Linked DNA regions of Homo sapiens: region 2 is linked to region 1. Evidence: chromatin loops called from intact Hi-C (ENCODE). Cell type or tissue: chondrocyte. All regions are shown on one strand. Links, peaks and the distances in the headings refer to the core of each region. The heading gives the core; the rest is flanking DNA. Region 1 overlaps CDK15 (cyclin dependent kinase 15). Region 2 overlaps KIAA2012.

The links. A loop is a pair of places that touch in the nucleus more often than their neighbours do. Peaks named below come from ENCODE experiments on the same cell type or tissue, not always from the same donor. Only the 100,000 strongest peaks of a DNase experiment are listed, where the experiment ranks them.
Region 2: a loop joins it to region 1, with 3 times the contacts of the local background. A loop is called at or near these places in 13 of 110 quality-filtered maps.

What each region holds. Positions count from the first base shown.
Region 1 is chr2:201,853,368-201,868,808 of GRCh38, reverse strand. CDK15 (cyclin dependent kinase 15) reads right to left here. Exons shown (of 14, transcript NM_001366386.2): 10 at 13,872-13,935. Among named protein-coding and RNA genes, the nearest start is that of CDK15, 55 kb to the right of the region's middle. In chondrocyte, for the core only: CTCF peaks have their summits at 7,864, 8,073 (motif pointing left) and 10,067; no DNase peak of the experiment used is centred there.
Region 2 is chr2:202,149,206-202,164,646 of GRCh38, reverse strand. KIAA2012 reads right to left here. Exons shown (of 24, transcript NM_001277372.4): 14 at 9,837-9,974. Among named protein-coding and RNA genes, the nearest start is that of KIAA2012-AS1, 40 kb to the right of the region's middle. RefSeq lists an enhancer at 14,691-15,441. In chondrocyte, for the core only: CTCF peaks have their summits at 5,456 and 5,658; no DNase peak of the experiment used is centred there.

The sequences.
Region 1 (15,441 bases), core at 3,699-11,698:
CATTTCTCTGATGACCAGTGATGATGAACATTTTTTCATGTGTCTGTTGGCTGCATAAATGTCTTCTTTTGAGAAGTGTCTGTTCATATCCTTTGCCTACTTTTTGATGGTTTTTTTTTTTTGTAAACTTATTTAAGTTCTTTGTAGATTCTGGATATTAGCCCTTTGTCAGATGAGTAGATTGCAAAAATTTTCTCGCATTCTGTAGGGGCAACCCTCAGTTTTCTCAATGCAAATTGAAGGTGGTATTCACCTGAAGCGAACCAATGAAATAATGAGTGCAAAATGCCTGCTCTGGACCATTAAACAAAATAAATCCTATCTGCTTTTCCTTCCTCTTTCCCTTCCTTTGAAAAGTTATGGGCAGTATAAACAATGCGTGGCCAGGCACTTGGACCCAGGACCCGGGTGAACCCACACTATGCCTCTTACCAGCTGTGTGACCGGAAGATATTGCTTAACCTCACTGGGCCTCAGTTTTCCCACCTGCAGAAGAGGGATAGTAATAGTTTCTACTGCATAGGGTTGTGAAAGTAGGATAGTAAATGTAATATAAAAATTTCTTCACTCTGTCTCTTTTTTTCCTGCTTCTCTCCCTTTCTGACATAACATCCCTCTCTCTCCCACTCAGGTGTTTCTGCCTTATTGTTAGTTCTCCTTGGAAACCTCCTCTAAATGTCTTCTACTAAAATTCTAACTTGCTCCAAGCCCCAGTTCCTCTAAGTCTGACTTGATTTCTTCTGAGTCCTCAGTGTGGGTCAGTGGTGTGTTTCTTAGCTTGGTAGTATGGTAACATGAACACAAGCCCAAGCTCAAGTCTCCTTTTTGCCACTTACGAGCTTTGAGACTTTAGGGAAATTGCTTAGCCTCTCTGGTTAAATAATTGAGAAGTTTCCAAATCTGTAAAATGGGAATCATTTTCCAGTTGCTGGGAGAATTACAAAAGATTAAGCACGTGGCCAGTCGTAGGGGCTCAGTAAGTGTTAATCTTATTCCTTTTCTTCTTTTGGTTCTGACCTCTCATTTTGGAGAGGTAGGTTCTCAAAGGGAGCTGCATACTGGCATCGTCTGGAAACCTTTACGAGAAAGGAAGCCCTGAGGTTTGATTCAACTAGCCTGGGAAGGGTCCAGACATTGGTTACTTATTGTACTGTTATTATGAGTTTCTTTTGGTTTTTGAAAGAGGTTCTTATTCTGTTGCCCAGGCTGGAGTGCAATGGCATGAGCATGATCACAGCTCACTGCATCCTTGACCTCCCGGTCTCAAGCCATTCTCCTGCCTCAGCCTCCTGAGTAGCTGGGATCATAAGTGCACACCACCACTTCTGGCTAATTTTTAAAATTTTCTGTAGAGATGGGGTCTCCCTATGTTGCCCAGGATGGTCTCAAACTCCAGTTTCCAGCAATCCTCCAGCCCCAGCCTCCCAAAGTGTTAGGATTACAGGCATGAGCCACCATGCCTGGGCTGTTATTATGTCTTCAATGGTCTCCAGAATTTTCCAGCGAGGAGCTAAGGCAGAGGACCTTTGGTCTAGCAAAGAGGGCAGGGTCTATCACTCACCAGCAACTCAACAAACACTTCTCTGAGGCTCATTTCCTCATCTGTAACAACTCAAATGAGGTTGTTGTAAGAATTTAATTAATCAATGTATATACATGTTGCAGAACACAGTGTCTGACACATACTTAATATGTTTGTTCAGGGATGTGAGAGAGGAAGCATGACAAGGGAAAATTCAGTTCTCGTAAATTCTGCCAGAAAAGGATGACCTGTAATAGTTGCCCCAGGACCCCAGGAATAACAACATTTTGTACTTGAGTCCATGTTTGGGGTAGAAGGATTGTGCTGACGCCCCTCCCACCTCTATTTTGTAGCTACATTAGCTGAGACAGGAATGGATGTGTCCGGGTCAGTCAGGGAGCTGCTATTAAGCAGAAGCAAAGCCCATCGCCTGTTTGTGGCCTGCCCTCCCACTCAGGCAGATAACCTGAGGCTGAATGACCTTGCCTCTCTCCCATTGATTTTTCCCAGTAGGTAAGCTGTGAGTGATCAGTGAGAGAATGATCCACAAACAGATAGGCATTTCACACAGCACCATTTCAAGAGGAGTCTGGTTTCTCTGGCTTCAATAGCCTCTAAAAATAATAGGTCTGGAGGTAGCTTGTTTCCCTTCTCCTTCCAAAGACAAGAGTAAATCATTAGACCTGATTTTTCTCCTTCTCATCCCTCTGCAGTTCTCTCTAAAAAGAGTTCTCATTTGAGTTCAATTGGAATTCGAGGCAGGAAAAGCAAAGTTGCAAAAGGAAAGTAATAAAGCAGAGCATTTAAATTTCCAAACTAAGTGGAGTGAAATCAAAATGAGGGCAGAACTGTTGCTACCATAGTAAAAACCGTCCATTTTTCATAAATATTTAATAAAGCTCATTTCACAACGGAATTCAAATCTGGTAACCTTAGTCAACAGAGATTTGTTGATTGATTTAGTAAAACATCACTGCACCATTCTGAGTCTCAGCTCAAGGTAAAACATTTTCTAGTTACTATAGTCTTGCCACAATCACCCTAAGGTTATCTTATAGTGCTGTCTACTGAACTACACCTCTGGAATTTCCTGAATACAATGCATTCTTGAGATACCGTATATTTAAATAGTTGATAATGTTGTTAGCCTTATTTCGCTATCTGAAGCAGTAACTTGAAAACTGCACTGCCAAAATCTGTAACTCTTTTTCTCCTACGTGCCCTTCACCCTCACCCCAAACACACACACACACACACACACACACACACACACACATTCACTCATGTCCTCAAAACTGTTTGCTTCACTCTTCCTCAGGTAGCTGGCTTGGAAGTTTCTCTAGTATTTGGCTCAAGGCTTCCCAAGCTTTTTTTTTTTTTTTTTTTTTTTTTTTGTTGAGATGGAATCTTGCTCTGTCGCCCAGGCTGGAGTGCAGTGGCACGATCTTGGCTCACTTCAACTTCTGCCTCCCAGGTTCAAGAGATTCTCCTGCCTCAGCCTCCTGAGTAGCTGGGACTATAGGCACACACCACCACACCTGGCTAATTTTTGTATTTTTAGTAGAGATGGGGTTTCATCATGTTGGCCAGGCTGGTCTTGAACTCCTAACCTCAGGTGATCCACCCGCCTCGGCCTCCCAAAATGCTGGGATTAAAGGCGTGAGCCACTGCACCTGGCCCTTCCCGAGCTTTAGAGTCCCCTTTGAGCATCATCAGGATGCTCTAAAAGCCAGTGTCCTCACTGAGGGTGCTCCTTGGCATTGTTCAACCTTGGTCCTCCAACTCATATTTGTAGCGTATCACTTTTCTAATTGTGAATCAAAACTTTCTGTGGATTCTGAGAAAATATCCCATCCGCTAAAGCCTGTTCCTGAGGTCTCTGTAAAGGAAGGAGAGACCAGGCCTTGCTCCTGGTGGATGGAGAAGGTGGAGGGAATGGGCATAGTCAGGACTCTCCCCTCTCTTAGAGGCAGGGCTATGACTGAACTCTGTCTACCCCAACAAATGATTTTTGACCTATGGCTTGATCATGCTTTTCAGTGAGTGTTGTATTTAATGAGGCATCATTTGACATTGACAACTCCTTGTAGTCTCCACAAATATTGAAGGGCCACCACATGCAGCCAATGAGCTCAGCATTGAGAATACACAGGCATGGAACCCAGCCCTCTTCCAGTGAGTGCTGGCCATATGATTTCCATGGTATTGCTAGGATTACCTACTAGTCTCCTTTAGCTCCTCTGGCTGTTCCTTCTCAGCTTCTAAAGACTCCCTTCCCTCTACCCAGTCCTGCAGTACTGGCCCCACAGGGTTCCCTCATTGTCCTTTCTTCTTTCTCTACACTCTCTCCTTTGGGCAACTAAATTCACACCTGAGGCTTTAAATACCGATTTAAGCATGTGACTTCTGTATTTCTAGGCTGGACTTTTGTACTCACAGTTTATATTTCTACTTGCTTTTTAGATATCTCCATTTTGTGGTTCCACAGATACCTTAATCTCAAAATGTTAAAACCTTATACTCATTACCTTCTCTATAAATCTGTTCCTTCCCCCTTCTGTTTCCTTTGAATAAAATAGCAGGGGTGGCCGGGCACAGTGGCTCATGCCTGTAATCCCGGCACTTTGGGAGGCCAAGCTCACATCTCTTTCTTTAAAAACCATCCCTAGGGCAGGCACGGTGGCTTATGCCTGTAATCCCAGCACTTTGGAAGGCCGAGGTGGGTGGATCACTTGAGGTCAGGAGTTAGAGACCAGCCTGACCAACATGGTGAAACCCCCGTCTCTACTAAAAATACAAAAATTAACTGGGCATGGGGCCGCACACCTGTTATCCCAGCTACTTGGGAAGCTGAGGCACGAGAATCACTTGAACCCTGGAGGCGGAGGTTGCAGTGAGCCAAGATCGCGCCACTGTACCCCAGCCTGGGTGACAGAGTGAGACTTCATCTCAAAAAATAAATAAATAAAACTATCCCTAAATTCCCCAAATTAAGAGGGCCATTTCCCTAGTTCCTTCTTTTCTTTTATTTTCCTGTTCTTTCTTGTCATATCACAGCCAAGTCCAAGATTTCCCTAGTTTCTTAAAGATCCCCAGGCAATGCTGCTGTAGTATACTTCCCACATTGTATTATTTATTTATTTTCCCCTCTAGACTATATTCCTGGAAGGCAGGTACCAGTGTCATATTTATTTTTTACTCTCTCAGTCCCTAGTACCTAGCATTCAATACATATTTGCTGAATAAATAAGAAGTAGATGGTTGGATGAAAAATAAAAATGAAATAAATATATTAAACCTTACTTTAAAAACGTTAAAGTAACTCAGGTGAGCCCACTTGTATACCTGCTCTGTTTATGTGTGTTTCTTTTGTTGTTGTTGTTGTTTTTCTGAGATGGAGTCTCACTCTGTTGCCCAGGCTAGAGTGCAGCAGCATGATCTTGGCTCACTGCAGCCTCTGCCTCCTGGGTTCAAGTGATTCTCCTGCCTCAGTCTCCTGAGTAGCTGGGATTACAGGTGCCTGCCACCACACCTGGCTAATTTTTGTATTTTTAGTAGAGACAGGGTTTCACCATGTTGGCCAGGCTGATCTCGAACTCCTGATCTCAAGTGAACCACCCGCCTCGGCCTCCCAAAGTGGTGGGATTACAGAAGTGATCCGCCCGCCTCGGCCTCCCAAAGTGCTGGGATTACAGGAGTGAGCCACCACACCCAGCCCCAGCTCTGTGTTTTACAGAGCTTGATGGTGCAAAGCACTGGCCATAAACATGGAGAAGGAGGCTCTGGTTTGAGCCATTTACATGTTATTTGGCACCTTGAGGCAGGCCTCTTTTATTCTTCAACTTGGAAGGAACTTTTATTTCTTTTTAACATTAAGAACATTTATTTATTATTTTTTAATTAATAAATTAAAATTGTATATATTCTTGGAGTTTTACTTTAGAAAAAATACTTTTTACCTGCTTTCACTCACTTGCAATTTTTCCTAATCTTAATTACTTTAAGATCATCTACTCCTCCCTCAATAAAAACTAATAATTGACACCAAATAAATTAAAGATGAGAAAACTAAAAATAAATGTAGAAACTAGAAGCAACCATTAATGAAGATCAAAGTGGCTGTGTATCTAAATTAATTTCACTGACTGATTTGGGGGACGGGTTAATAAAGATGTTAATAGTAACTCCCCAGGAGCTTTCAGCAGCGCTCCAGAAGTGAGACAGTAATGAGCCCAATCGAGGTTCATAGATTCAGTGAACGCCAGTGGCTTCATTAGCTGTAGCGAGGGAGGCTGCTGGAGTCCCAGGGTAGGAACTCCACTCAGATTACACTCCTGAAATATGTCGCCAGGCTCACAGATTCTAAAATCACGTCTGGGTGGAAAGACATAATCATTTGGAAATGAACCTGCAAAAGTTTATGGCCAGTCCCCAGTCTAGGGCACTGTTTTAATTACCAAATCATTATATCTGCCCTTTGATAATTAAGGTAAAGTGGAATACGGCTACGACCCACTTGGAGTCCAACAGGTGTGGATATTCTAGGTCACCCCCTTCCTGGTTAGGTGACCCTAAGCAAGTCACATACCTCTCTCAAAGCCTCAGCTCTCTCATCAGTAAAGTAGGGTTTACAACATTGTCTCTATCTGATAAGGCTGTTGTGAATCAAAGTAAAGTAAAATATGTAAAGTGTCTAGCTCATAGTTAGTCCTCAATTATTATTACCATTATTAAGGTGAATAATAACTTACATGTTCTTCTTTGCAAAGCAGACAATAAGAATTATTTAGAGTCCAAGAGGGTGCAATTGGAACTAGAACTCAGGTTTTCTAACTCTTAGTCATTGATTTCATTTCACAAATATCTACTGACTACTTATTATGTGCCAGGTAGGGGGCTTGTGTAAAATACTAGAAGCACTAGAAGTGGTCAGGTGTGCTCTGTAGAAAACTTCAGCACTCTTTCCACTATACCATGTTTGGGTGAAATTAACAATGGTAACACTAATGTTGTCTGTGATTTAGTAGCCCTTACTAGATACCCATTATGTAGCATGTAGATGACAAGGATTCTCCCAGGGAAAGGCCCTGTGGGTACAGAGTGGGCAGACATATTACTGCAGTCTAGGTGTGGGGAGCAGAATGGACCCATCACCAAATAAGAACAGCCTTAACGGGCACACAACTGACTTAGGTAGGCATTTGAAAACTCAGAGTCAGCTCTTAGGATGTGCGGATTCAGGCAAGGTTTAGGCCATGCAAGTAAAAACAAAAGTCAGTTCTGGTGCCTGGAGGTATTTCTGACCTCTAGAAGAAAGCCAATATTTCTAAGGGAGCAGAGATAGCATCAGTTCTCACACACCTGTCACTGGGTCTGAACCATGGCAAGTCACTGAGCAGCTGAACTTCCACACTGTGTAAAAAACCAAATGGAGGCAGTGGCTCACACCTGTAATCCCAGCACTTTGGGAGGCTGAGGCAGGTAGATCACTTGAGGTCAGGAGTTCGAGACCAGCCTAGCCAACATGGTGAAACCCTGTCTCTACTAAAAATACAAAAATTAGCTGGGTTCAGTGGCGTGCGCCTGTATTCCCACCTACTCGGGAGGCTGAAGCAGGAGAACCGCTTGTACCCAGGAGGCGGAGGCTGCGGTGAGCCGAGATCATGCCACTGCACTCCAGCCTGGGTGACAAGTGAGACTTCATCTAAAAAAAAAAAAAAAGAAAAAAAAAAAAACAAACCAACAAAAAAAACTGAATGGGAACTTTTATTGAGTACCTACTAAAAGTTAGGCACTATAGCAGATGCAATTCAATATAATTTATTTTTCAGACTCATCCTGCAAAATGAGACAGAGGGATACAACATGATTAATGAAAGGAGAACAAGGTTTGGATGCAGATTTCAGCCATTTCCAATAAGTATACACCTCTCTGTGAGCCTAGGAGAAAGCCTCTGTTTCCTCATCTGTAGAATCGGGCTACTCCACCCAGCATCGATCTTGGCAGGCAGTAATAGGATTAGCAATTGTGTATGTTCTGTGTCTGGCACATAGGAAACACTTTTACAATGATAGGATTTCTCCCATTTTGCAGATTACAGAACTAGGAAATAAGTAACTTCCTCAAGTTACCCCAGATAGTAAAAGGGGGAGCTTGGACTTACAGTTCCATATGAATTGATGCCTGCAGTTAAAGCCTCTTTTATCAATATCTTTCCCCTTAGTTCAACCCACTGAATAACTCCCTTGGCTAATAGCTCATACAACCAAGCTGATGCCGACCCAGATGCAGACCTTAGCTTGTGCTCACAGCAAACACAGAGACTTGCTCAGAACTCATTGAGCCCAAAGCAGAATAGCTCTTTATCATCCCAGTGGGGACAAGGATCATTTTAATCATCTTCTGTCTCATAGTGGTTTCAGACGCAGTGAAGCTCTCACACTGGATTTAAGGTCAAAATGAGACATTCCTAGAACAAGGCTGCATTGCTGCAGTACGATGCTGTCCGATGTCAGTATGCCATCCATGCTGTTTCTTGCTTCCACCTGGTGGTCAGAAGTTGATAAAGCAAGCATACTGAAAAACAACTGGGCATCCCTTGGCCTGTCGCTTATGGTACATCTGATTCTGGTCCCTGCAGGGCTTTTAGTACCGCTTTCCTGCCTTTTGATTTTCATTACGTTCTTCTAGTGGAAAAACTTCCCACGTGCAGTGTTCTTTCCTAGGACTAAAATAACCAGGATAATCCCGGATGCTTCCCTGCGGCTGAGCTCATGTCACAAATCAGGCATGATTTTCAGCAGATATTTCTTTAAAAGTTTGAAGGCCTCTGTGGACCCTATTCCCTTCTTTATGGGAACAAGCATCAAAGAGACAGGAATAAAATGCTTTGCACGCACATCAGGAACTAATTGCCAATTTGGCAAATGCATTGACTAATGTCATGCACTGTTATTTCTAAATCCTCTCCTGTCCTTGACCCCCAGTATCTAGATGTAAACTTGGAACCATTAGTGGAGAAGGATAAAGTCTTCTGGTGCCTCAAATGGAATTGAGAGGGATTTAAACTCAGCGCTTTTGAGTTTGGTGAAATGAACCCAGCAGTACATTAATGCTAGGATTTGAGCTCACACAGCGTGAGCGCTTTCAAAAACCGTGTTTAAGGAAGCAAACAGAGCTATGACAGACCCTTTCAGTGGAGCAAAAGGAGTTGGATGAAACAATCAATGACACATTAAAAACCACAACTGGGCTGCAATCATGTAGGCAAGAAAAAAAGTTTCTCTTTATCGCAGGATCTTTGCATCTAATGAGATGGTGACTGGACAACCTCCAGAGGAGTAAGGCCTCCGTTTACTTTAGTTGAGAAATGTCTAAATATTTAGTTGATTCTCTTAAAAGCTCTACATGATTCTGTAGCAAACTGATTTCTAAGGTATGATCTTATCAGCTCTGTATTGCCATTGGAACATCTATTTAAAGGGAATTTGAGAAAGAAAAATCAGAAAATATTATTAAAAATACAAATGTTAACTTTTTCTCTCCCAAAATTAACTATTTTTAATACCCTTCAGATGCTTAGTTTAGGACCAATACCTTTCCAGCTAATACTTTCTCTTAATTTGTTCTAAATTGAGAGAACTCTCGACTGGGCTCCCCGCTGGGCTCCCTCAAATTGTACTGGCTGAATTCAAAGTTTGGGGGTGCTTATGACTACTTCGAATGAAATGGAAAGGAATGGAAATCTCATCCAGAATGGTATTCTCTGCTTCTTGTATATTCCTCCTTTCTATTGGTTCTGATGGTGAAACCTACACTGTATGGTTTGGCATAGCCACTGCCCAGGGCTTCAGTCTTCAAAGCGGAGTGGCTCCTGAGTGCATTTTCGTGGGAGTGGTAGGGAGAGCTAAGAAGGCTAAAGGAACTTTGTAAAAATGTCTCTAGAGGTTCGCCATTTGAATGCACAATACTGTCTTCTACTAGCAGATTTTAGCCAAGACCAACATTCAATTTGCTCTAAGTTTCTGGGATCTTCAGCGCCACAACTCCTGTCCATTCTAGCTACGGCATCCATTGGGGCTTTAAACTCTTCCAACTTTCTGATAGCAGAATCCTCTCCAGCTTGCGGTTCTTTATTGCTTCCTGTGGAGTATTATTAAGACTCACCAAACTCTCTCCCCTCCCCCACTGCAGGAGGCCCGCGCAGCCCCGGCCCGCCAGCTTGATTAATGTGTCTTGGCTAATTGTGTGAAAGACGGCAGCCCTTTAGCAAGTGTGACCAGTTTATTGTTCAGCCAATCACGGGCGCCTCAGTTAGCATGTGAAAAGGGGGTGTGCTGCCGGAGGAGGGTGAGTGTTCTGGCGGCTGAGTCAAAGGAGGAGCGTTTTGGGGGGTCACAGAGCAACACCCACTTCTTTGAGGGGATGTTACTATGCTCTACTAAACCTGTAAACCTCTTACTCAAAACACTTTTTTCTCCTCCCTCTTTTTTCAAGATTTATTTTTTTTCCCTTGGTGAAAGCAGGCAAGACACTGGGTACTCTGCAGATGGAGTTCACGTTCCAGGGTTTTTAATATTTCACTTTTATATTTCTGTTAGAGAATGATCCTGCTGAGAGTCTGGGAATCCGTGCTCGTCAGAACCCCCTCACTGACATTTGGATATATTGCTCTGAAAGCTATCCCAAGAGAAAAGATTAAACAAAAAAAGCGCCTACTTTTCAAAGCCTACTTTTCAATCTGCCCACATCAAAATAAGACAACTGGCCCTTTGAAGTGGAGGACACAGAGTTCTCAGCCAGCTTGCTTAAAACGGGGAGTGGGGGAGACAGAAAGGAAGGGAGGGAGGGAGTGAAAGAGAGAAGGAAGGAAAGAAGGGAGGGAAAGAGAGAGAGAGAAGGAAGGGAGGGAGGGAGAAAGGGAAGGAAGGAAGGGAGGGAGGGAGGGAAGGAAAAGCAAGTTTCCAAAATTATACAACCCTCTTACCTTGCCCAGGTTTAATCAGGCACTAGAATCTGAATTGATGGCTAGAAAACTTACAACCCTGCTCATCAAAGCTCCAAGAAAACAGTTAACTGTCAGAGAAATCCGACTGGGTCAGCATCAGGTGACTTTTTAAAAGCTGTACAAATGGAAACTTTGCTGTCCTCCTAGAGGTGTCCAGATAAGGCCTAGAAATGGAGGCATGGGTGTAGATGGACACTGGATGGTTCTCCCAAGTTCCGGACAACTGGACTCCCTCAAAATTGTACTGGCTGATTCAAAGTTTGGGGGCTCCTAGGACTACTTAGAATGAAAAGGAAAGGAATGGGAAGCTCATCCAGAATGCTGCTGACACGGTGCTCATCTGTGACACTTTCCTGGCTCCCAGCTTGTCTTCTGCTCCCCTTAATCACTGACATTCAAGTGTTTAGAAGCCACAGCAGCTCAGGGATGGGGATGGGTAGGGGGTGGCTCAAAAGGAACTTATTGACTCACGTAAGAGGATGTTCCTGAAATGCAGATGTTGGAGACCCTTTTAAAACACAGTCCTTGGGATTGAGTTATCAATAATACTGACCCCATGGCCCAAGATAGGCTGGACTTTTAAGATTTCCAAATCCAGGTTTAGACATCATGTCTATGGCTAAGGTTCCAACTCCCTTTGCTCCATAAGCTCAGCCTGGCCCACAGCCACAAACTCTCCAAGCCATGGAAGCAGGGCTCACAAATGAGCACCCCAGTAACAAAGAGAACTGGTGAAAGAGTGTGGGTGAATGAATCCAAACCCAAACACTAGAGATCCAAGAATGCACCCTCTCCATCTGTGTAGCCCCAGCGCACGGCACAGCACCTGGCAGATAGTAGGTACCTGAAAATTTTTGACTTATTTGGATTAAATTGAAAACTTAAAAGAAAAACAATGGATGATGAGCCCTATGGATGTTGGGCCTGGAGACTTTTCTTCTTATATAGAAAAACTGCACATTGTTTTGAAACAACAGAAAATTTTTTAAAATGTAACATATTTTCTCTGTTTTATTGGAACCCAGTTATCTTTTTTTTTTTTTTTTGAGACGGAGTCTCGCTCTGTCGCCCAGGTCGGACTGCGGACTGCAGTGGCGCAATCTCGGCTCACTGCAAGCTCCGCTTCCCGGGTTCACGCCATTCTCCTGCCTCAGCCTCCCGAGTAGCTGGGACTACAGGCGCCCGCCACCGCGCCCGGCTAATTTTTTTTTGTATTTTTAGTAGAGACGGGGTTTCACCTTGTTAGCCAGGATGGTCTCGATCTCCTGACCTCATGATCCACCCGCCTCGGCCTCCCAAAGTGCTGGGATTACAGGCGTGAGCCACCGCGCCCGGCCGGAACCCAGTTATCTTATTAAGCACACAATCTGGCAGGGAAGCACTTTGGCCAAGTTTCTTGATTATTGCTCTCACCAAGACATTTTGTATTAAGGATCACTGTTGATTGCCTGGACCAACCTGAAACCCAAATGTCTGAAGTTTGGGGGAGCAGCATATGCCCACCACAGTAGCTTTGTATTGGCATCATCCAAATTGTTTCCTACAATCCATCTGTGACTCTAAACTTCTGCTGGCATTCTCAGTTAGGAAGCTGAGGGAAAATAGAGAACAGAGTGGACAGGGAGAAGTACAGGCAGGGCAGGAAAAGATGAGAGCCACGTTCTCCTGGAAACCATGGCAACTGGAGATAGGAGCAATTTGCAGACTGGACCACGGCTCCACAAGAAACTTGTTCTTTTTTCTCTATCTCAGACCAATGGAAATAGGCACTATTCTAAGTCCTGTGACCAGAGAGTAGCATTTTTCTCACGTGTTAAACTCTAGAAAAATAGTTAGAAATCATAAACTATTTGCAAATGATATTAAGGCCTTTTAGCAATAGATATAACCATTCACAAAGCAGCTGAAAGGACTTTACAGTTAGTCTTTAGCTTGCTGTAGGGCTTCCATAATCCTGGTGGTTCAAGATGCCAGATCCCTATGGATAGCTGTAAGCAAAAGTATTGGATGCTAAAGAAAATAAGAAAAAGAGTCCCCAGCTCCCTATGTATTTTATTCTCTTCTTTAATCACATTTTAACTCTACCTACAATTTCTTGCTCTCAGGAAACCCTTCCAGGATAATCTCATACCAAAGTTAGTAAGGACAACAGGCCAGGCGCGCTGGCTCATGCCTGTAATCCCAGCATTTTGGGAAGCTGAAGCAAGTGGATCACCTGAGGTCAGGAGTTCGAGACCAGCCTGGCCAACATGGTGAAACCTCATCTCTACTAAAAATACAAAAAATTAGCTGGGCATGGTGGCGGGTGCCTGTAGTCCCAGCTACTTGGGGAGGCTGAGGCAGGAGAATTGCTTGAACCCAGGAGGTGGAGGTTGCAGTGAGCCGAGATCGTGCCACTGCACTCCAGCCTGGGCGATAAGAGCAAAACTCCATCTCAAAAAAAAAAAAAAAAAAGTAAGGACAACAATTTGGGAAGATTTCATTTTTAGTAATGGAACAATGTAAGACCATAAAGACTAGAAAAATCTGGCTTGGAGCATATCCACCCTAATCTTGTCGTTATCTGTACCTTTCTACCTCCCCTTCAACCCTGCCAGTGAGAGCTCAGCTTTGGCATGGGCTTTATTTGCTTCTTCAGCTTCTAATATGATCCTTCATCCTGTAGTTCAGTGCCTGTCTCCTCCCCTCTGTCTCAACATCCTTGAAGTGACTACTGCTTAATCTGATCCCTCTGATGTGGCCCTGCGACAGCTTCTCAAAGAATTCCCCCATGGATAACACTTCCAGCACTTCTAAATCGATCCCAGAAGCCAGTCTTGAAAGATGAAATGTGTGAGAGACAATGACCAAGTGTCAGGTTTACAGGCAATGAATGAACTCTTAGTAAGTATAACCTACAGACAGCTTACTTGGCATGTCCTAGGCCTAGCGAGCCTCTACCTCTGTTCTGTTGCATTAGCTTTCTTTTTATACATATGCAATTCAATACTAATCAATACACTTATGACAGTCAGGGGGCCCAAAAGTGAGCCCATCTTTTGAGTTGTTCTTTTGAGCCATTGGGTATTTGACAATGGATGTGGAATCCACAGTAATAGTCATTTCAAATTCTATTCAGCTTGCTACTTGTGTTTTACAGAGCTGGGGAACTGGTCTAACCTCAGCTACTCTTTCAGTGTCTTCCTCATACAAAGATTAGTCAGGGAATATATGAATGTAGAAATTCCTCTACACCCATCTTTGCCGCTGAGTTCACAATACAAGAACGCCCTGTTAGCGTGGCCAATGCTCTCCTTACATTACTAATTCTCAGAGTATTCAGAAGCTCAGATCAATATTACCTGGATTGTAGTTAGGTAGCTTGGAGACTCCCGGCCAAGTATCCTCTGTAGGGACTCCCAGCACCTATATAAAGCCAAACAAAGAAAAAGAAAGGTGAGGTGGGGAGATGAGGTGGATGGAAGAGGTATGGAGACATGCAGGACAAATCAGGGAAGAACAGGGAAGCGTCAGATGTATGTCCCATTGCATGACACCAGCTGATGTATACGAGAAAGAAACTTGAGTGTTTCCAACGTTTGTGGTTTCTTGGGCAAAACTGTAATACATTCCTATGGTCCGGGGCCTGCATTCTTACTGACTCACTTGTTCTGAGGCAGATCATACAGCCTTGCTCAAAGTCATGTTCTCATCACTGAACATTTACTGCATGATTATCATGCATTAGGACACCATGTTGGGAGCTAGGGATATAAAGAAGCAGGAGTGACTGTCTCTTTGCCTTGCATCAGATGACCACATGTATATTGACAGGAGACACTTGACAGCTTAAATTATGCCTCAGCATGGGTATTCAGCTGTTCCCTGATGTGCTCAAATTAAAAAGGATTCAGATTACTGAGCTTCAGGCAATGGAATGTTGGCTAAAGATGACCCCAAAACTAACTCTAGTCTTTTCTATTACATTCATCTCATCTGCTTGTTTTCTCTGTGACTAGCAGCTTGGAATATGGTATTTGGTTTTTCACTGATGGATTGTCATGGGAACAACATCACTTGAAAAAGGGCTGGTCTATGCTTTGAATTACCGATGTTTTTTTTTTTTGAGACGGAGTCTCGCTCTGTCGCCCAGGCTGGAGTGCAGTGATGCGATCTCGGCTCACTGCAAGCTCTGCCTCCCAGGTTCACACCATTCTCCTGCCTCAGCCTCCTGAGTAGCTGGGATTACAGATGCAAGCCACCACGCCTGGCTATTTTTGTTGTTGTTGTTGTTGTATTTTTAGTAGAGACGGGGTTTCACCGTGTTGGCCAGGATGGTCTCAATCTCCTGACCTCGTGATCTGCCCACCTCGGCCTCCCAAAGTGCTGGGATTTCAGGCATGAGCAACCGCGCCTGGCCTTGAATGACCAATTTAAAGCCCCAGTTTTTAGTTAAGATGTATGAAAATAAAGTCTTTCGGAGTATAAAGCCAAAACAGCTCAGACTTTGGATGAAGCCAGCACCATGAGTTCCCCGGTAGGCATTACCTTAGTATTTTTTTTTTTTTAAAGAATAATCATAAAAGCCCATAGACAGTTATATATGGGAGACAGAGTAACATTGTTCTTGTGAAATACTAATAAAACACTAGTAGCTTTCATTACACTACTACAGTATAACTTTTCTTAGAAGCATATCTCACTATAACTCTTTTTAGAAACATCTCTTACAGAAAGAGTCTAGCGAATCCATCTGTAAAATGCTGGTTATAGATACTGGCCCAATTATTATGGCAGGGAGTCAATTGCCCAACAATGACTGAATATAATCAATGAAGAATCCAGAATCTTAGTGTCTATCAGCTTGTTGACTAGGAATCTGGCTGAGAGATGTACTTTTTAGCATCTGTTAAGCTTGTCTTTAAACAAAAG
Region 2 (15,441 bases), core at 2,464-10,463, 300 kb before region 1:
ACTTTGGTCTTTATCTTGAGAACAAATGGAAAGCATTCAGGATTTAAAGCAGGGGAGCCAAAGGGTCAGACAGGCCTTTTGTGGCATCCTCAGGATTACCACGGATTTGGTTTCTTATCACATTTGATCCCTTCTTCCTTCTTTCCTTGAGTCATACAAGCTGCTTGCAATCCCTCCTCCCAGAAATCTCCATAACTATGGTTACCAACCCTGGCTACACATTAGAATTATTTGAGAAGTTTCAGAAAATGATTCCCAGGTCCTAACTCCAAATAATAACAGTCATACAGCTGGAGTTGGGGCATTTTAAGGCTTCTAGGGTGAGTCTGATATGCAGCCAGGACTGAGAATCATGCTCTTCTCTAGAGTGTTGCAAGAGCAGCTCCTCAGTGCCAAAGTAACATGGCAGGTAGAGTTGGTGACCCAAGTAAGCCCCGTGTGTCTGATGAGGCCAGATCTGGGCCTTTGTCACCTGGATCCCTGCTCAACCCACAGCTTCATCTCGGTGCTAGAGCTGGAATCTGGCATGAAGGGTCCTGGAAGTCTCTCCGGGTTTACCCTCATTCTGTAGTGACAGTCACCTTTCCACTTTGTTATCAAAGCTGCATCCTGCTTTGAGAAGAGACAACTAATTATCTGCTATTTTGGCACTCTCTTTAATTCCCCTCTGACTTCCCTCACTTGGTGGCTTTTTACCTTGTGTGTTTGTTTCTCACTTGTTAGCTTAGTGTTTGTAGCTGATGATATATACTGACATAAAAAGGCTAACACAGGTAAATAATTTTCTTACTTTTGGGTTTCTTATTTTGGAGACAAAGTCAATTTGGCCTGGTACAGGAAAAAAAAAAAAAAAAAAAAAAAAAAATTCCCTGAATAAATGGAAAGGAGTAACAGGCTAAGTTAGAAGACTAGATATCCCTGGTTATAAAGCCTTTTAATCTAACAAGAAACTGTATTGAAAGGGAGAGTCAAGCTTCTTCTTTTGGAAGAATTTTAATGCCAAGAAGGATCAAACTTCAGTCTCAACAACACACAGCCATGAGCCTTCAGGGGCAAGGAATATCTTCTCATTTCACAGAGTGGGAGAGGGAGATAGAGAAACTCAGGGATTTGGAAAAATATTTTCAGGTGAATCTTTGTTAGAAAAAGAAATAGTCTTAATTTGAAACTCTGTCAATTCAATTGTATGTTGCTTAGAAGAGTGTCAAAAGAACTATCTTTTTTTAGATATAAGAATACATATGTGGCCAGGTGTGGTGGCTCACGCCTGTAATCCCAGCACTTTGGGAGGCTGAGGTGGGCAGATCATGAGGTCAGGAGCTCGAGACCAGCCTGGCCAACATGATCAAAACCTGTATCTACTAAAAATACAAAAATTAGCCAGGCGTGGTGGCATGCACCTGCAATCCCAGCTACTCAGGAGGCTGAGGCAGGAGAACTGATTGAACCCAGGAGGTGGAGGTTGCAGTTAGCTGAGATCGCACCACCGCACTCCAGCCTGGGAAACAGAGCAAGACTTCATCTTGAAAAAAAAAAAAAAAAGAATATACATGTGAAATAACTTCTATTTAAAGTCATTCATTCACTGCAACAGATTGGAAACAGCCTAAATGTCCCATCAATTGAGGACTAGTTAAATAAATTATTATTAGCTTATACAATGGAATATGATGCAACCATTAAAAAGCACAAGCATCTCTTTTTTTTTTTTTTTTTTTGAGACGGAGTCTCGCTCTGTTGCCAGGCTGGAGTGCAGTGGTGCGATCTCAGCTCACTGCAACCTCCGCCTCCCGGGTTCAAGTGATTCTCCTGCCTCAGCCTCCCAAGTAGCTGGGACTATAGGCGCCCGCCACCACGCCCAGCTAATTTTTGTATTTTTGGTAGAGATGGGGTTTCACCATGTTGGCCAGGATTGTCTCGATCTCTTGACCGGTGATCCACCCGCCTTGGCATCCCAGAGTGCTGGGATTACAGGCGTGAGCCACTGCGCCTGGCCTACAAGCATCTCTTTATGAATTAACGTAGAACTGCAAGATGTAGTAAGTAAAAAAAAAAAAAAAAAAAAGACTCTGGGCCAAGTGTGGTGGCTCACACCTATAATCCCAGCACTTTAGGAGGCCCAGGTGGGTGGATCACCTGAGGTCAGGAGTTCGAGACCAGCCTGGCTAACATGGTGAAATCCTGTCTCTACTAAAAATACAAAAATTAGCCAGGTGTGGTGGTGCGTGCCTGTAGTCCCAGCTACTCGGGAGGCTGAGGCAGGAGAATCGCTTGAACCCAGCAGGCGGAGGTTGCAGTGAGCCGAGATCGCAACACTGCACTCCAGCCTGGATGACAGAGTGAGACTCCATCTAAAAAAACAAACAAGCAAACAAACAAAAAGACTCTGAACAATGTGTATAATATGCTAAGATTTGCATATAATATCTATCTGTGTATGTATCTATCTGTATTTGCTTATATATATGCATTATACATTCTAGGAAGGGGACACAGGAAACTAGCAACTCCAGTTGTTCAAGGGAAGGGAGCTGAGCAGCTGGAAGGCATACTGTTTTCTACTTAAATTTGAAAAAAAAAACCTTCTGAATATATTTCAGATTCAAAATTTGAATTAAAGAAACTAAACCTAAATAAAATGTGATGTCACTTTTAGTCTGAGTTACAAATGCATGATTAAAACAGAGTGATGGAAACAGGTAATAATACTTGGTGAGTGAGCAAAACAAATGGAGGGACTGTAAATTCAAATCCCAGTTCTGTTATTTTGGCCAGGTTGTTTGCTCTTCCTCTGTTCATTCAGCTAATGAACATTTATTGAGTGTCTGCTGTGTGCCAGGTACCGAGATAGGCACCGGGGGCACAAAGATGAAAGATGTATTCGTAGGATGCTCACTGGCTTGTGGGGAAATGACAAGTCAGTTTGCAATGCAGCGTGATAAATGTTGTGGCAGATTATGACAGGTTTCTGCAGGGCCTCATGGGAGGTGAAGCTAAATTAGGCTGGGAAGGTTGTTTACCAGCAGACACAGTGCTAAATCTTGCAGTGAAGGGAAGGTAGAACAATTCCAAGCAGAGGAAGCAGCATGTGCTGGTTAGGGGATAGTTTGGTGCGGGGGCAGTGTGTGGACAGTGTAAATTAGACACAGGCCAGATCTTGCATGTTACAGTTCGGAGTTTAAGAAAAATTGCACATGTTATATTTTTCTATTTGTAAAATAAATACATCTTTGATGCTTGGAATTTAACCAGAGGGCCAATGGGGACACAGTAAAGAATTTCAAGCAAACCACTGATAAGACTGAGCTGTATTTAGAGCACTGGCAGCAGTGTGGTATTATAAGACTGGGAGAGGAGGAGGAAGAGTCACAAACACTTTGTGAACACAAACTACAGCATTGAAACCAACATGTGAGAGGCGCTTTCTCCGGTGGCTGAAGTACAGGTCCTGCAGTCAGGCTGTCTGCACTCAAGTCCTAACTACTACACTTGATGTCTTACAGACCATAGGAGTTACTTAACCCCTGAGCCTCAGTTTCTTCAACTGGAAACCGACAGATGCTGGACAAGTGATCTTAGGTTATCTTTTCCTTGGAAAACCTTCCAGCCATCCTGCCCTCCACTCTCATGCACAGCCCCCCTGCTGGGCATGTTACTTTTAGGACCACAGCAGGCTTTCTTAGGGAGCTGCTGGGAGGATGGAGGAGCATGTGCTGCAGGAGTCTGAAGTGCGGCCTCCAGCCTGTCTTGAGCCAGCTGCATGACCTATCATAGAACCTCAGCTTCTACACCTGTGAAATGGGAGTAATAATAAATAATTGTAGAGTTCTCAAAAGGCTTAACCAGGAAGAGACATTTGGAAATTCCATGTAACATACCATATGATACATGAATATAAATGACTAATTTCAATACTTTCTAAATGATGGAAGAAAATCAGGATCTCATTCAAAAGTTTCAACTTCAAGGTAGTATAACTTTTCCTGTGTAACAGAAAAGTCCCCTACATTGTCTTTGTTAAAGACTATGATTTTGGCCGGGCGTGGTGGCTCACGCCTGTAATCCCAGCACTTTGGGAGGCCAAGGTGGGCGGATCACGAGGTCAGGAGATCGAGACCATGCTGGCTAACATGGTAAAACCCCGTCTGTACTAAAAATATAAAAAATCAGCTGGGCATGGTGGCGGGCGCCTGTAGTCCCAGCTACTTGGGAGGCTGAGGCAGGAGAATGGCGTGAACCCGGGAGGTGGAGCTTGCAGTGAGCCGAGATCACGCCACTGAACTCTAGCCTGGGTGACAGAGCGAGACTCCATCTCAAAAAAAAAAAAAAAAAAGACCTTATGAAAAATCATAAAGTATCTTGTGTTATTAAGATAAAAAAGATTAATATATAATATCAAATCTCTGCTCCCTTCTTGGGTTCTGCAGCTAGAACAAAGAAGTACAACTAGGTACACAGGAACAGAACAGACAGACCTCATAGATCTCTGATATTGTGGGGATTTTTGGCTTTGAATCCTAGCTCCCTCTGCTGCCAGCCATGTGACTGGTCATCTCTGAGCCTCGGTTTCCTCATCTGCACAGTGGGGATCAGCACAATTACTGGGAAGGGTGACAGGAAGATTATACAAGGCTCAATATGTGAGGGGCCTGGCCCTTAGCAGGGATCAGTGAATGTTCCTTTCTCCCTTATGAATTGAGTCCTTTACAGATGTGAACATTCTTTCAAAACTATTAGTTCATGTAATTCTTGCTTCACTGTTGAGAGGCAGGTATGGAGTTCCCAGTATTATTATTATTTTTTTGAGACAGACTTTTGCTCTTGTTGCCCAGGCTGGAGTGCAGTTGTGCGATCTCAGCTCACTGCAACCTCCGCCTCCCGGGTTCAAGAGATTCTCCTGTCTCAGCCCCCTGAGTAGCTGGGACTACAGGCACATGCTACCATGCCCGGCTAATTTTTTATATTTTTAGTAGAGACGGGGTTTCACCATGTTGGCCAGGCTGGTCTCGAACTACCTGAGGTGGTGATCCACCTGCCTTGGCCTCCCAAAGTGCTGGGATTACAGGTGGGAGCCACCATGCCCTGTCAGGTCCCAGTATTATTATTTCTGTTTTATTAAAGAGAAAATGGAGTCTCAGAAGCATCACAAGGTCACTTAGTATCAGAGTGTCAGAGAAGTACCCCTTGCCCCACCCAGGGCTTCCCAACTACTAGTCTGACACTTTAATATTGATAATATTATACTTAATTCTGTTTTTTTTTTTTTTGGAAATAGAACACACTCATACATATTTTTTCCTGGGAATATTATTCAAGTGTCCTGGCACCATTAAATCTTGAGACCAGCTCGTGATCCCTCTACAACTTTCCTGCCAAGTGGTCATCAAGGCACGTTTAAATGATTGTGGAGACAAGAACTTATCTCCTAAGGCACCCTGCTCCATCTTTGGATGATGTCCTAAGCCAAGCATTATTTTCCTGTTGTATGTGAAATCCACAGGTTTCGGGGCAGCCCCCTTCTGCTTCGTGGGATGCATGTACACCTGCCCACATACGTAATGCTTGGGACTGGTCTCAAAACAGGTGGGGCAGCTCTAACTCCAGGCATGGCTGGCTGTTGTCCGTGTTCAGGCCAATTCCTCTACCTTGCATTTGAGGGCACTATATGCTAACTGTGTGGGAACTGCGAGGTGGAAGCTTATTTCTCATTCTTCAGATGTTCTGGGCATAACATACACATCCTTTGATATCAATGTGGAGTATAAGGATATTCAATTTGATATCTAGCATTAATAGGCATTATTGCTATTTTCTTCCCTACTACCATGACCTAACCCTGATAATTTAAAAAGTCCCTGAAAAAAACCTCTATCCTTATTCATTCATCAATTACCATTTCTTTTTGAAAAAACACAAATTGAGTTTTTAAAAACATGGTTCAAAAAATTTTTTTTTCTTTTTTGATTTAGAAAACAGGCTGGTCTCAGCTGGGTGCAGTGGCTCACGCTAGTAATCCCAGCACTTTGGGAGACTGAGGCAGGTGGATCACCTGAGGTCAGGAGTTTGAGACCAGCCTGGCCAACATGGTGAAACCCTGCCTTCAGTGTTGTAAAGAGGTTCTTAAAATGTGAGAAGTTCACATGCAACAAATGGAAAATGAATGAATGCTCTCCTGTAGTAACGTGAGCCTGCCTCTGCCACAACATTGTGCTATTACCTGTTTCATTGTTTATCTTCCTGTTAGATTCTAGGCTCCCTGGAAGGTCAAGGATAGAGATGATTCATCTCTGTATCCTCAGTGCCTATCACAGTGTCTGATACTCAGAGCATATTTAATATATGTTGGCTGAGGGGGCCGGGCACGGTGGCTCACGCCTGTAATCCCAGCACTTTGGGAGGCTGAGACAGGCGGATTGCGAGGTCAGGAGATGGAGACCATCCTGGCTGACATGGTGAAACCCCGTCTCTACTAAAAATACAAAAAATTAGCCTGGCATGGTGGCGGGCGCCTGTAGTCCCAGCTACTTGGGAGGCTGAGGCAGGAGAATGGCATGAACCCAGGAGGGGGAGCTTGCAGTGAGCCAAGATCGTGCCACTGCACTCCAGCCTGAGTGACAGAGAGAGACTGTCTAAAAATAAAAATATGTTGGCTGAGGGGAACCGAATGATCAGTGGGAGAGAAAGCTTTATATTGTCTCCACAGAACTTGAGTGGGACTGGAGGGAAGGGCAAAATCCTGTGGGGTCAGAAAATCTTCCTGGTGCAGATGGAATGTGTCCATAGGAATGGAATTTTCTAGAAGGAGTGCTGGATGCTTAGCTAACATGATAGGCAGTGTTTTTGATTGGACAGGGCTCAGCTGGGGGCTGCAGTGAGGCTTTATAACAGATGGTTGAGCATAGGCACTGGAACTGGGCTGCCTGACCAAATCTTGCTTCTGCCATTTACCAACTGTGTGACATTCGGTAAGTTACTTAGCCTCTCAATGCCTTAGTTTTCTCATCTGTAAAATGGAGTAATTCTACATACTTAGATTCATTTTATGAATTAAATAAATGCATGCATATACAATTTAGAACAAAGCCAGACACAGAATAAGTCCTCAGTAATGTTAGCAACTGTGATTATTTTTATCTCTTTCCATTCCCTTGTTCTGCCTTGACCTTTCTTATCACCTACCCTCATCCCCTGCAACGTGCAATGCTTCCTACATGCCCCAGGCAAAAATGAATGACATGCCCTGCGGACAGGCAGGAGATACACAAATGAATGTATAGGATGAGTTGGTTTCCACACAGCTCCAGGTGTGGAGGACAGCCTGTGTGCTCTTCTCTGTTTGAACTCATCATCTTTGTCTGTACTACCCTGAGACTGTGTCTTACTACATGGCAATCCCCAGGAATCTGGGAGCTACCACATCCATAAGGAGAAGGTCTATCTAGGGAGAGCAGTGAACACTGAACATTTCCAAGAGAAGGTCTTTGGGGCAAAGACTGGTCTGGGAGTCAGAAAGTGTACCGAGCGTGTACTTCGTGAGTCCTTTGGAAGCAGGCTGAGTTGCCATTTCTGTGAGTCTTGAGGGAGGTGGACAGGAAAGTGGGCCTTAGGGATGACAACACTTTTCCTTCTATAATACTGTGCCAAAATTGCTGGACAAAAAAAGTGTAATACAAAAGCATTGTGGATACTAAATATACAAGCAATTATTGTAAAATTCCCCACTTTGAATTCTGCGTTCTTAGATGCTCCATATTTTCTTTTTGAGACAGAGTCTCACTCTATCACCCAGGCTGGAGTGCAGTGGCGTGATCTGGGCTCACTGCAAGCTCCACCTCCCGGGTTCATGCCATTCTCCTGCCTCAGCCTCCCGAGTAGCTGGGACTACAGGTGCCCACCACCACACCCGGCTAATTTTTTGTATTTTTAGTAGAGATGGGGTTTCACCGTGTTAGCCAGGCTGGTCTCGATCTCCTGACCTCGTGATCTGCCCGCCTTGGCCTCCCAAAGTGCTGGGATTACAGGCGTGAGTCACTTTCTTATCTCATTTCCTTAGCAGCTATCACCTTTGAACATGCTACACACTCTGCTTGTGTATTAGGTCTGTTGTCTGTTACCTGTACTATCCTGGAGCAGGGTAGGGATCTTGGTCTGTTTTGTTTACTGATGTATCCCAAATGCCCAGAAACTGCCAAACACATAGTAGATAGCAGGTGCTCAAATATTGGTTAATGAATGGTGACTGTGATGATATTTCCTCCCAGAAAGTACGATTCATAATTCTCTCAGCCCTAAGTGAAGAACTAAACTGTTGCTAAGAATAAAAGGGATAGTTTCACCAGATAAGTCATGGAGTATGGCAGTATTTTTTGAATACTCGTAACAAATATCTTTTCTTTTGACGTCCAGAATCATTCTTCTTTCTTGTAGTTTTTTTTTTCTATAGAGATGGGGTCTCACTATGTTGCCCAGGCTGGGTTGCAGTGGCTATTCACAGGTGTAATCATACCACACTACATCCTTGAACTGCTGGACTCAAGCGATCCTCCCACCTCAATCTCCTGAGTAGCTGAAATTCCTTCTTATAGTTTTCAGTACCCCATTTTCCTCTGTCAGACATCCTTTCTCTTCCCATTTTCAGTCCCTGTGGCTCCAGGGTGGGCCAATGGCATTTCATTTGGGTATGGATAAGTGACCCACATTTGGTTTATATTCAGTACCGGAATGACCTGGGAAATAGAAGCTGGTGGCCAACTTGCCACCCTTGGGGAAGAGCCTATCTAAGAGGAAGCCCCGAAAAGCAGAGCCCAGTCATGGACAGAGACAGATTTTGGGCAAATGCATGACTCTTAATCAAAGCCCCACCTTGTAGAATTGGGATTGGGGCAGCCCAGGGAATTCGGAGGGTGACCCTCATGACCTCCAAAGGCCCTGCCAGTCTATAGCACTAGATAGAGCCACCATCATGCACTCCGCAAGTATTTGGTTTCTTCTGCCCCATTCCTGTCTTTCTCAGTCATTTCTTATCAAAGGCCTGGAATATTTCCTCAAGGGTACTATGAAGGATCTGAGATCCTTCCATGCCAGGCCTGGCTGTGTTCCTGGTCAGTTTCTTTCACTCCATGGCTATTTATTTCCAGTTCAGTAAGCTCTGAGGAGGGCAAAGAATGGGTAGGAAAGGGGCCCTAAACCAGAGAGTGTGCGATGAAAAGGATGGGCCAATTCATGGAGCATTTAATGAGCACCTTCCATGTGTCGGGCACTGTGTTCGATGCTGGGGTGGGAGGGAGTATTGCAAAGATGGACAAATGCCACCCTCACTATAGAAACCCTCAGAACCCTTAACTTGAAATGAAGCTGAGCTTGTGAGATCAATGAACTCTTAGAGAACAGAAAGCAAGGCCAGATATCCAGAAAGGAATTTGCAGTTGACGTCTAAATAGTTAACTCAAGAATCAGTCTTCTCTATAGTAGTAATATCAACTCTACCAAGTGACAGTGGTAAAACAGTAACAATTATTTTAGCTACTGTCAAGATAAAATGAATTATATTTGACTGTTTTATGAGGTGGTTTAAAGTTACTCTTTCTCCTCTCTGTTCCCTGTCCCCCACCACCCAAACCAGACACCCGACTGATTTGTCCCCGATGGCTGGCTGTGATTACTGTCCTAATTTGTTCTTTCTTCATCTGCTACAAACTGCCTATTTTCTGTCCCTTCTGATAATGCAGGAGCTCTGAGGGACTTCTGAAGCTGTTTTTGTACCATGCAGAAGTGTATTAACTGGAATTCCTGTGTTTGTGTCTATAAAACCCCTCGTCTTCTCAGTGTGAGATCACCTTCAGGAACGGCGTCATGTCGATGTGCAGCTTGCGCGTGTAAAATTCTTTTCTGTTTGAACATATCAGCGCTTTATTTATACAACTTTGAGGCTCTCCTGTCTTCTGAGCTGCTGCCTCCAAGGACTGCTGGGCTCCCTGTGAAGAGAAGCAGAAAGCCCGAACTTTCATATGAATGATATACAGTGCAACAAGAGCTAGTCCAAATCCCCAAATATTTACAGAAGGCAATTTTAAAAATCATTGAAACAATAATACGCAGCAACTATTGTTACTGTTGAAGACACAGAGGACCCTATAGAGAGAAAATAGCCCAAGACTGTTTATTAATTAATGCCTACGGAAGTGGAAAAAGGGACCTTCCTAGGTCCCAGGGCTTTAATTATTTAACCCTCACAACAACCCTGTAAGGCAGGTACTGTTACTCCCATTATACAGACAGGAAACCAGGAGGCTCTGGGAGGTTAAGCAACTTGCCCAAAGCCATTAGCTGCTATATGGCAGAGCTAAAATTACCATCTGTTGAAGGCTCCTTTTTAATGAGATATTTTTGATACTTATATAGTGGCTGAATGGTTATCAAATCTGCTTTGCAGCAAATATGGTTATAGCAAGATTCCAGTTTATTTCCAAGATGACAAAAATGAATTTGATATGTTAGGAAGACTGATTTGAACAAATGTAGCAGAGACAGAAAGAAGAATGAGCTAACAGAGGAGTCTGGGAGGCCCCGGGGGCTCTCCGAGCTTCTGGGCTGTACAAAGGGTGTCACATTTCAGGACACCACAGAATTGGATCTGAAGTTGCCCTCCAGCCCATGCCCCACATTGCAACCTGGCTGCTCCTTCGAAGATGCATACTGGACCATATCACTTCTCTGCTTGATACCTTCAAAGGCCATTGTCCTCAAGAGGAAGGCCAACTGGCTTACAAGGTTTATAAGCCCTTCCTGCCTGGCCCTGGATGATCTCTCCTGCTTCATTTAGTCACACAACAAATATTTATTGGGTGTCTTTTCTATGCCAGGCAGAGCAGATAGGGCAGTGCCCAAAGGGATGAAAGTCTCCACCCTCATGAAGAGTGCACATCCATTCCACTGAAAGGGAAGACAGAATCAATAAGGAAGTGGAACATAAGTACATCTGAAGGTGGTTTGTGACAGGGAGAAAAATAAAACACAAAGTGGGCTGAGGGAATAGCTGGGGATGGAAGTGGAGGCTGCAATTTTAAGCAGAGAGTCAAGGAAGGTCCCATGAAAAAGCAATGACTGAGCAAAGCTCTGAAGATGGTGAGGGAAGGTTCTAAGGTCTATCTGCATGAAGTGTTTACTTGGCTATGGGAATAGCAGGTGCAGAGGGCCACATGGGCACCAGCCCTTGAGCTCCTGGAGCAAGACCTTTGTAAGTGTCCTTCCCTCTCCCCTTCTTCTGACTCTTCTTCATCTTTCAAGTATGGCTTCCCTGTGCCCCTGTGACCACCCAGAGCATGAGCACCTCCCCACCATTGACCACAATGATTGCTGAGGCTTGTGCAGCCATCTCTCCTCCTCCTCTAGACTGGAAGCCCCCTGAAGGCAGGAACCATGGCTGTTCCGTTCCCATTGTCCCAGCAGTTTCTGGCACAGGGTCTGGAAATGAACACACACTTGATACATATTGGCTGAACAAAAGAGTAACTAACAGGTTATGGCCCACCTCAATTCAAAGGAGGAGGGAGCAGTGAAGATACCTTTACAGGAAGTATGTGTTGACTTCCAGAAGACAGTCCTCTAGGTAGCACTGGTTCCTCATTTCCAAAGATAAAATTTATTATTTTTGGGACAAATTTGCTGGGGTCACATACATTAATATGTCATGAGATCACCCTGAGTGTGGATTTGATAATTTCCATATTTTCTAGGAGACTCTCAGAAGGCCATCTCCCTGGGCAGTCATAAACTCTCCCTCCCATAACATTTATATTACTTTTAAACATTAATGATGAATTAACAATTGGTGAGTCCCCACAAACAGTCATCATTCCAATGAACACCCACACCCTTTTCTTTTGCTTTGAAATGTGGCTAGAGATAAAGATTTTTCTGGATAAACACACATCCAATTTTTTTATCATCTCAGCCACATATCTGATTAGCTTTTCAGGGTGAGACAGTCCCTCTCCATTTCTCGATAAAATGAAAGCATTTGGTCCAAGCTAGACTCAGACAAGGCATTTCAAGCTTTCTAGCCTCCACAATCATGCATGAATCACTGGATAGAATAATAGAAATCAGATGATAATGATTTGAGGGAAATTTCTCCATTATCCCCAAGAGAAGATTTTGTGTTAGATGGGAGAACAAAAGGCATAGTCAAGACGAGTTCCAACGCCTGAAATTACTTTAACTCCTTATTTGGGGCTCAGATTGAAGAGTGGGGGAGTTGAGAGGCTTTGAGAAAAGTCTCCCCAAAGCACTTGACCTATAAATCTTTCGATAAAACAATTCTCCTGACCATATGGCTCATCTCCCTAATGTTCAGAGGCCATCAATTCTAACTTGATGGAATGTTTTGAGTGAAGGCTCTATACCCACTGGAATGTGAAGTACTGTTTTTGCTCATTACGTTCAAGTGTTCTAATGAATGAATGATAGTGAAAGGGGATTTGGGATATGGGAGGAAAAAAAAGATTAAACATATAAAGAAGAGGTAGTGATGGGAGAAGAAAAAGTCAGAAAATTGAAAGCAGGAAAGAAAGTCGCATGCTAGGTCCGGTGCAGTGGCTCATATCCGTAATCTCATCACTTTGGAAGGCTGAGGCAGGAGGATTGCCTGAGTTCAGGAGTTTGAGGCCAACCTGGGCAACACAGTGAGATCCTGTCTTTACAAAAAAATTTAAAGAAAATTAGCTGGGTGTGGTGGTGTGTGCCTGTAGTCCCAGCTACTCAGAAAGCTGAGGTGGTAAGATCCTTGAGCCCAAGAGTTTGAGGCTGCAGTGAGCTATGATCATGCCACTGCACTCCAGCCTGGGCAACAGAGTAAGGCCCTGTCTCTAAAATAAATAAATATAAAAGTAATAACAAATACAAAAATAAAAATGAAAGTCACGTGCTTGGTTGGTTTTTCATTTATCCATTAAACTGATATTTATTAAGTGCCTACTATGTGTCAGACAAACAAACACACACATAAGCAAGATGATGCTTTTAGGTGGTGACTAGTCTGTGAAGACAACACAATGGTGCTAGGAGGGAGGGTAATGGGAAGGGGGTGGCCGCTTGGCTTAAATGGTCAGAGGAGGCTGCTCTGAGGAGAGAGCTGGATGACAAGCTGGAGCCAGCCCTGGATGAATCTATCTTTAGCAATCAGGGTAGCTGGTATCTCTGTGGTCTGATTATTTATTTATTGAATTATTTTATTATTATTATTATTTTTTGAGACAGAGTCTTGCTCTGTTGCCCAGGCTGGAGTGCAGTGGCGCAATCTTGGCTCACTGCAACCTCTGCCTCCCTGATTCAAGCAATTCTCCTCCTTTAGTCTACCGAGTAGTTGGGACTACAGGTGTGTGCCACCATGCCCGGCTAATTTTTGTATTTTTAGTAGAGATGGGGTTTTGCTATGTTGGCCAGGCTGGTCTCGAACTCCTGACCTCAGGTGGTCCACCCGCCTTGGCCTCTCAAAGTGCTGAGATTACAGGAGTGAGCCACCGTGCCTGGCCCTGTGGTCTGATTATTTAGAGGTAAGCAGGGGATCTTTTAAAAGGAAATTGGAATTCCTGATTTCTAGGCCTGTCTGCCCCAGTCTTCTGGGCTCCATCCTTGACCCCATGAGGCACCCCTCTGTTTTCTGAGTGGCAGAGCAATCAAAACTGACACTTGCAGCTCTTGGGTATGTTGAGAGCAAAGACAGAAGAATAAATAGTGATCAGGAGTCAAGGTCTCTAAAGGTACAGGAGAGAGAAGAAAACACAAGGTTAAATGGAAGGGAAGGAAAATGGGGGAACTGAAGAAAGCAGAGATGCCTGAAGGTTTTTTGTTTCTTTTATGTGAATACTTTGGTGGAGATGATTTAAAAACTAATGGAATGGACAGGTGCGGTGGCTTATGCCTGTAATCCCAGGACTGCGGGAGGCTGAGGTGGCTGGATCACTTGAGGCCAGCAGTTCAAGACCAGCCTGGCCAACACAGCAAAACCCATTTCTACTAAAAATACAAAAATCAACCAGGCATGGTGGTGCAAGCCTGTGGTCCCAGCTACTTGGGAGGCTGAGGCATGAGAATTGCCTGAACCCAGGAGGTGAGCGTTATAGTGAGCGGAGATCGCGCCACTGCACTCCAGCCTCGGCGACAGAGCGAGACTCTGTCTCAAAAAAAAACACAAAAAACAAAAAACAAAAAAACAAACAAAAAAACCCCACACCAAACAAACAAACCAAAAAAACTGATGGAATGGTGAAATGTTTAGCAGAAAAACAGAACCCATCCCTTCACCTATATTGTACTGCAAATACTTTAATATTTTTATGTTCTGCTAAAAACACCTGGAAGCCTTTCTCTTTAGTAAATGAAACAATAAAGATTAACGAGTTAATTTGGTAAAGCTGATTTGAATTGCACAGAAGGCATTGCGTAAATACTTGGCATTTAAAAAGTTATCTGACATTTAAAAGGAGATGACTGTTAATGAATTCAAGAGCTAATCTTATACTCTGACAGAGTGAGCCATGGAAAATCCAGGATTATTATCTTGCTGTAAACACAATGTGATTCAGTTGAGCTATCACACAGAAAAAAGGGAGAGCTATTGGTTCCGTACAAATATCTAGACTTACACACATATATAATATAGCAAAACTTAAAGAGAACATCCATTAAAATTACAGACGCATCTTACTGTTTCCTTTCTTACTCTTGGATTATAATATCTGAGCTACAGACCCAGGGAGAAATCCTTCTCCCCAGTAATTTTTCCTCCTCCTTTCAACTGTTATATTTTAAATGGTCACTACCATGGGTTGGCTCTCCAAACAGACTTTGGGAAGTCTAACCTTAAGAAGGAGATGAAATTCTAAACCCAAGTGGCTGTGTCTCCACCCTGGGTCCCACAGAGCCACCAGAGATAAGGATCTGTCCTGTAGGTGTCCCTCCGGCCCTCCTCATTACTTCTCCCACTCCTTTCTAATTGGGGTTCCCCATCTTTGTAGCTGCGGTTTAATGGCTCCAAGAAGAGCGATTGTCTCTCATTAAGGAGGCTGCAACACTCTCACTGTCTAACTCCCTCCCACGCAGCTCACAACTTCATTCTGCCGGAGAACAGGCTGCCAAGAGGCTCCGGGAACCTGCGGGCAAGCTGAGCTGGAGGAAGAAAACAGAAAGGAGGAGGGCCTTTGTAACCAAGATCTGAAATGTGCTGGGGCACACACCCCGCCATTATCTTAACGTTTGAAGAGCGGGTCGGGGGAGCCTTTGCTGAAACCCTTAGGTGGTCTCTCAAGTTGCCACATCAAACCTCTGTGCACAAAGGGCATTTGTCGCCTCCTGTGAGTAAACAAAAGGAAGAGTCAGTCCCTCCTCTGACCCCCAGGCTCCCCTCGTTGGCTGATAGTCTGTCCTTTGACTCCCCTTGGT